2 separate regions of the Homo sapiens genome follow, and region 1 is linked to region 2. A link is a contact called in ENCODE POLR2A ChIA-PET data. All regions are on one chromosome and are shown on one strand. Each heading gives the region's core, a stretch centred on a gene start or an enhancer-like site at or near the end of the contact. The rest is flanking DNA. Distances are from core to core; before and after follow the strand shown. Region 1 has its middle 18 kb from the start of FEZ1. Region 2 holds the start of RDX (radixin).

Region 1 (3,577 bases), core at 691-3,190, about 15 Mb before region 2:
CCCAAACACACACTACAACATAGTTGGTGGAAGAAAAGACTTCCTTCCAACACAGACAAAAACCCATTAGGGAAAAATAACTATTGCAGAAGAAGGAGTGAGCAGCAGCGTGGTTAGCAGAGCCCTGCCAGTACTTGTTTTAGACTCAGCTAAAATCCTTCTCAGCATTTTTTTTTTTTTGCACTGGAGTCTCGCTCTGTCACCCAGGCTGGAGTGCAGTGGTGCAGTCTCGGCTCACTGCATCCTCTGCCTCCCAGGTTCAAGTGATTCTCCTGCCTCAGCCTCCGAGTAGCTGGGATTACAGGCGCCCGCTGCCACACCCAGCTAATTTTTGTATTTTTAGTAGAGACAGGGTTTCACCATGGTGGCCAGGCTGGTCTCGAACTCCTGACCTCAGATAATCTGCTCGCCTCGGCCTCCCAAAGTGCTGGGATTACAGGCGTGAGCCACAGCGCCTGGCTCATTCTTGTTTTTTTTGATGAACATAGTGGGAACGTGGCTATCCTGAACTTTGGAGTCAGATGGCTCTCTGGGTTAGAACTCCTGCCTTACCCCTTCTTAGCTGTGTGAGCCTTGAACAAATTATCCCATCCCTGAGAGCCTGTTTTCTCATTTTCCTAAACAAAGGGTAATCATACATACTTTATAAGGTCATTGTGCAAATAAAATGAGATGAAAAGTTTAACAAACAGTATTGTTAGGTAAAGCTCCTTACATAGTAAGCACATAAATGGCTGCTCTTGTTACGCTGCTTGCTTTTTAGAAATGAATCTGTTTGGGTAGTAGTGTAGCATCACCTGAGACCTGACTAAGCTTTTGTTTGCTTATTTGTTTAAGATTCATTGACTTTTTAAAAAATCACACTTTTACTGAGATATAATCACATACCATAAAATTTACCTTTTCATTTATTATTTAGAGACAGGGTCTTGTTCTGCTGTGCAGGCTAGAGTGCAGTGGTGTGATCACAACTCACTGCAGCCTCTACCCCTTAGGGTCAAGTGATCCTCCTGCCTTCTTAGTCTCCCAAGTAGCTGGGGCCACAGGTGTGTGCCACCCTACCCAGCTAATTAAAAAAAAACTTGTTTGTAGAGATGGGGTCTTGCTATGTTGGCCAGTCTGGTCTTGAACTCCAGGATTTAAGCAATCTTCCTGCTTTGGCATTCCAAAGTGCTGGGATTATAAGCATGAGCCACAGCATCCAGCCACACTTTTTTTTTTTTTTTTTTTGAGATGGAGTTTTGCTCTTGTTGCCCAGGCTGGAGTGCAATGGCGCAATCTTGGCTCACTGCAACCTCCGCCTCCCAGGTTCAAGTGATTCTCCTGTCTCATCCTCCCAAATAGCTGGGATTACAGGCATGTGCCACCCCATTTGGCTAATTTTGTATTTTTAGTAGAGACAGAGTTTCTCCGTGTTGGTCAGGCTGGTCTTGAACTCCCGACCTCAGGTGATCCGCCTGCCTCGGCCTCCCAAAGTGCTGAGATTACAGGCGTGAGCCACCACGCCCAACCAGCCACCCTTTTAAACTACACAATTCAGTGGCTTTTAGTATAGTCACAGAGTTGTGCAACAATCACATAACTACTTCCTTTTACTATCTACCACAATTTAATTTTAGTGCATTTTCATCATCCCACCCCCCGCCACACACACACCCTGCCAAACTAAAGAAACCACACATCCGTTAGCAGTCACTCTCCACAGCCCCTGGCAACCACCAATCTACTTTATGTTTCTATTGTGAAAAGAAATTACATTTTGGGACCCCAGAGTCATTTAGCCAAAGGGAAAAGTCAAAAATCAGATATGCATTTGTGTCTGGCAGGCCTGTACCTGTAAAGATAACCTATCAATTTGCATGCCACAGTGATGTTTTAGCAGCTCACCAGGAATTTCCTTGTGGGCAAAATATGGGGAAATTCCCAGTGAGCTGTTAAAACGTCACTATGGCAATGCAAATTGTTAGGTCATCTTTACAGGTGCAGGCCTGCCAGACACAAATGAATATCTGATTTTTCCCCTACTCCATTTTGTCTGTGTTATCTTATGTAAAATGCAGATTCCCCACATTTTTCCTTTGCCCCTTTTGCTTATGTGAAAACTGTGTGCTTCTCAATATCCCACCCTTTCCCCCTTAAATTTGGAGCCTCAAAATCATCTTCAGAGAAAGGCATAGACCTGTCTCCAGGATGCGTCCTTAACTTTGGCAAATAAATCTAAAATGATTGAGACTTGTCTCATCATTTTCTTCAATTGACACTATGTAGACATTTCATGTACATGAAATTACGTACCATGTGCCTTTCTGTGTCTGCTGTCTTTCACTCAACATAATGCTTTCAAGCTTATCTGTGTTGTAGCATTGTATCAGTATTTTGTTCTTTTTATGGCTGAATGACATTTCATTGCATGGATATACCACAATTTGTTTATCCATTTATCCCTTGATGGACATTTGGGTTTGTAGGAGTGAAAGGAACTCTCCTTCCACCCTTTAAAGGCTCGATAATCTCTGGAATAAACTTGACAGTAGACAGATTAACAGGAGAAAAGGCATACAAATTTATTACATGCATATGTATAGGAGTTCCACAAAATATGAGACACAAAGGAGGGCCAGATGGTTGAAGCTTAAATAGCATTGTGAGCTACAGAAAAAATTAGCTTGGCACAGTGGCTCACACCTGTAATCCTAGCACTTTGGGAAGCTGAGGTGGGAGGATGGCTTGAGCCCAGTAGTTCCAGATCAGCCTGGCCAATGTGGCAAAACCCTATCTCTACCAAAAATGCAAAACTTAGCTGGGTGTGGTGGCATGCCCCTGTAGTTCCAGCTACTCAGGTGGCTGAGGTAGGAGGATCACTTGAACCAGGGAGATCAAGGCTGCAGTGAGTACAGTGAGCTGTAATTGCACCCACTGCACCCCAACCTAGACAACAGAGTGAGACCCTGTCTCAAAAAAAAAAAAAAAAAAAAAAAGAATTAGAAGCTTAAAGACTCCTGGAGGGTGGTGGCAACAAGCTGTGGGAGAGTGAGGGGAGGAAGAGCACTGCAAGCAAAGGTTGTCTTATTATGCAGAAGAAGTCTCTCAGGTAGCTCTCAGAAGCATAAGTGAAAAGTCTGTCTGGGCATGATGTCCTAGATGTGGAGACATTTAGTCTCCTCTCTTAGAGATCATATAGATTCCAGGGAGTGAGTTCATGACACTTCATTTCTTCTGGAGGGATTTCTCTTAGTCAGATAAAGGAAATGTCAGAGAAAGTGCTTCCCTATGCTTTGGGAGAAAAAGAGAATCAAGACATAGTAAGCAGGGAAAGGTCAGAGAGACCTTGGTTCTGAGGCCCTTTCCTTTAAAAAATTTTGTTTTGCTTTTTTTTGTTGTTGTTGTTTTTTGTTGTTGTTTGTTTTTTTGAGACAGGATATTGTTCTGTCACCCAGGCTGGAGTGCAGTGGCACCATTACAGCTCCCTGCAGCTTCACCCTCCCAGGCTCAAGTGATTCTCCCACCTCAGCCCCCCAGGTAGCTGGGACCACAGGCATGTGCCACCATGTCCAGCCCATTTTTAAATTTTTTTGTA
Region 2 (3,722 bases), core at 1,190-3,689:
TTTGATCAGGCTGGTCTTGAAAATCCTGGGCTCAAGCGACCTTCCCGCCCCAGCCTCCCAAAGTGTTGGGATTACTGGTGTGAGCTTCAGCACTGGCCAGTTATGAACATTCTTTTTGTTTTTTTGCTTTGTTTTTTTTTGAGAGGGAGTCTCGCTCTGTTGCCAGGCTGAAGTGCAGTGGCATGATCTCGGCTCACTGCAATCTCTGCCTCCCGGGTTCAAGTCATTCTCCTGCCTCAGCCTCCCAAGTAGCTGGGATTACAGGCGTGTGCCACCACACCCAGCTGAGGTTTGTATTTTCAGTAGAGACGGGGTTTCACCATGTTGGCCAGGATAGTCTCGGTCTCCTGACCTCATGCTCTGCCCGCCTCAGCCTCCCAGGAAGTGCGGGGATTACAGGCATGAGCCACCATGCCCTGCCATGAAAGTTCTTAGGGGTTGAATCACAGTGCCAAATAGCTTTATAAAGAGATTATTTCAGTTTACACTCCCACTCACCATGTCTGAGAGTACCCTTTTTATCTCACCAGCCTTGACTGTTATCTTTCACTTAAATATTTACTAATAGGATACCCAACTAAAATGTTGCAATTTTTGGTCTGTTTGCTGTTGCAGAAGATAGGATAAAATCAAGGCTTTTGGAGTCAAACATATATTTGGGTTTGGTCACTGCTCTGCCACTTCCTAGTTTTGTTACATTGGGGAAATTACTTACCTCTTTTTAAGCTGTCTTATTCATCGATTTTTTTTAAAGGGTCAATAATAGTATTTATCCCAGAGGGTTTTTGTAACCATTAAAAGAGACAGTCATGTAAAAGAATTTCACACCAGTGTCTGGCACCTGACCAACAACAGTGAATCCTTCACTTTCAGTTGCAAAAGTGTGTTATATAATTTCATTTGATTAGTGTACTATGTAGGAATTTACATAATACTTTTTTTTCTTACCTACTTCATGGGAAGTATTACGTAATACTTTGACTATGCCTGCAACCTGATGTGGTAGGCTGAACAATAACCAGGATAATTCTTGCACCCTAGGGAGAGGTAAGGAGTGATCTTTTGGTGGTCCCTAAGAACCACAAGAACCTATTTGGTCGCAAGTCACACACCTGGTTCCCATCCTTGAGGAATTTGCTATCTAAAGGCCCTTGAGTTTAACCCTTGAGTCTCTTGGGGGCTTTTAATTGTTCGGAGAGGTCTCAAAGGGCAATAGTGGAAACTCACTGAAGAGGCAGGCTAGTGAAAGTGATTTGCAGATATTTCCTGGAAAAGCTACTGTCTCACCTAAGGTAAATGCTAAGGCAGGAAGTATAGGAGTTATTTGTCCTATAAAAGTAAGTATACTCAGGCGTTTTGTTATTTGAATCTAAAGTTTGTTCACAAAAGATAAGCTAAAAAAAGTATTGCAAACAGGGCAAGCCAGGCGAATCTGATTTTGTGCGCTTGCTGTTTGTATACTCATAGCAAGTTTTGCTCCCTGAATCATCCCAGCAGACAATACTGAGGGGACTCAGCATGGATTAGATGACAGAAGACTGATCCAGAAGTCAGGAGCTTCCTGTCTCATCCCAGCCACTAACTAAAGTGAGTGGGCTAGACTTAGTCTTAAGATCGAATGCCTAACTTTCTCTAAATCTAGAATTATGTAGGTTTGGCGGCTCTTTGGGGCCCTACTTCCAACTTTTTCTTGCTAACCAACTCCTTCCAACTGCCAAAGCATGTCGTTGGTAATAAAAAATTATCACACATCCTTGCTTGGATTAAAATTTGCACTCCTGATTTGGGGTCTTATCCATTGAGGTTTTGGTGAAGTTTGAAAATTGTCGCTGAAAAATTAAGTTTTTCTAGTTGGCTAAAACCTGCCAAAATAATGTAAACGTTCTTTGTTGCAAATCTAAATTCCGCTCAGGTAGGCCCTTTTCTCCTTCCCAGTCCAGGATCTTCAAACCTAACAGCCAAGTCTCACGCTTCATTTGGTCCCCGGCTCCCTCTGGGAAGAATTCCTCCTCTGGGGGCGACGGCAACGCCCTCAGTGAGTTTGCTGGCACCAGCGGGAGTTTCAAGTTTCCACTCGTTGGGGAGGCGGCGGGCACACTCCGAGCTTTGGGCTGGGCGGCTCCGCTTCCCTCGACCGCAGGTTTAGCTGGAGCCCAGCGCTCTCTGGAAGGGCTCGACCCTCCGGCGCATTCGCCCTATTTCCCTGGGCGCTCCCGAGCCCGCAGCCACCCACCTCGCGTTGGCCGGCCCCAGACCGCGACCCCCGGCCACGCCCGGAGCCAGGCCTGCGGCTGCGAGCCTGCGGGAGGGGCGGGGCGGGGGCGGCCCCCAGCGGCGGCGTTGGCGCTCAGTCCGCGGCGCGAGGACGGCCGGCCGGCAGGGGGAGGCGGGGGGGCGCCGGGCAGCCCCGCCTTTTCCCGCGGAGGCGCCGAGCGGCCATATTGCGGAGCTGTCTGCGGTGGCGGCGGCGCCTCTCGTCTCCCGCGGGCCAGCGCTCGCACCACCGCTTCTCCCTCCCTGTCGCAGCCGCGCCGCCGCGCAGCGCCCCAGCCACACGCCGGCGGGCAGAAGCCGCCCGCTCTCCGGGTAAGGCGCGGCGCCCTCCCTTCCCCCACTCCCCGCTCCCGGTTCCTCCGGAGACGCTAAGGTGGCGGCGCGAAGTTGCGGGGCCCGTGCTGCCCGGCCGTGGCGCCGCCGCCAGGGCTTGGCGCGCCTCCGCTCGCGCCCAGCTGGCCGAGGCGCCACTGTGGTAACGGCCCGGCCGGCCAGGCTCCTCCCGGGGCTGGTAGGGGCCGCGAGGCCCTGCCCGAGTCGTGGCTGAGCCGCGGCCCGAACGTGCCTGGCCGGGCCAAAGTCGACCTTCGCCGCCGCGGGATTCTCCTTTCCTCGGGGCGCGGAGTCTGCCTTCAGCGCCGGTGTCGGACCCCCAGCGCCCTGGGGACGGTGGGCTCCCGCTGCCTGGACTGGGCCCCGGGCCCGGGCTGGCATGGTCCCAAGGGTTGTTTGAAAATCCAGATATTCAGCGTAGGTAGAATTCGATTTTACATTTATTAGAACTTGTTCCCCGGCCTCCAGTTTGAAAGGAGGGGTGTTAAATTACTAGAGAGCGTGCGTTCCGCCCCAGTGGCAAAGGGGATGTTGCATGACAGGCTTTGGGGCGCCAGTCGCTCCCGCCGCTCGCACCCGCCAGGCCAGGGCCGCGGTTCCCGGCCGCAGCTCTACCTGCTGCTGTTGCAGCTCTCGGAGCCCTGTAACTTTCTCGGGCCCTTGAGGCCGCTCAGTTTTAGTGTCTCAGACCCCACCAGACAAGTTCAGTACATGATATCCCTCTTTTCCTTTAAAGGATTCTAAACTCAATTCCCGGACTAACTTTGAAAGGGGGCAGTGCATTTTTGTTTTTTTTTTTTTTTCAGTTTAAACAGACTACATCACTTCCTAGACAGATGTCATGTTTCTTCAGACATTCCCAATATTTGGTGGTTTTTTTTTTTCCTTAAAGAGTAGTTACTAGGTTGGAAATGTGTTAAAAGTCAACTTCATAAAAATATATTTTAAAATACATTTGAGATTTTGGTGGAAGACACGTTGCTGAGGAACTCGATGGCATTCTTGTGGCACTAAGACTGGCAGGATGTAAATATAAAAGTCTAAGATAATAAGGGTTTATTTGATAAACGAGTACTTTGACATAGACATTGTAATCTATTGTTTAAGGAGCATAC

The links. ChIA-PET counts read pairs that join two places held with the same protein, here RNA polymerase II (POLR2A).
Region 1: POLR2A ChIA-PET joins it to region 2 with 10 read pairs in T-cell. The contact joins the enhancer-like site here to the promoter of RDX in region 2. POLR2A ChIA-PET finds 5 or more read pairs at or near these places in 2 of 52 experiments (H1 and T-cell).

Annotation. Positions count from the first base shown.
Region 1 is chr11:125,512,779-125,516,355 of GRCh38, reverse strand. No RefSeq gene overlaps it. Among named protein-coding and RNA genes, the nearest start is that of FEZ1, 18 kb to the right of the region's middle. Within about 2 kb of position 1,940, at least 9 of the 41 ENCODE cell types and tissues checked have a DNase peak (open chromatin) inside an H3K27ac peak, as active enhancers do.
Region 2 is chr11:110,295,331-110,299,052 of GRCh38, reverse strand. It overlaps RDX (radixin), which reads left to right and starts at 2,439. Exons shown (of 14, transcript NM_002906.4): 1 at 2,439-2,586. RefSeq lists silencers at 2,057-2,856, 2,907-2,956, 2,967-3,066, 3,197-3,256 and an enhancer at 2,470-3,342.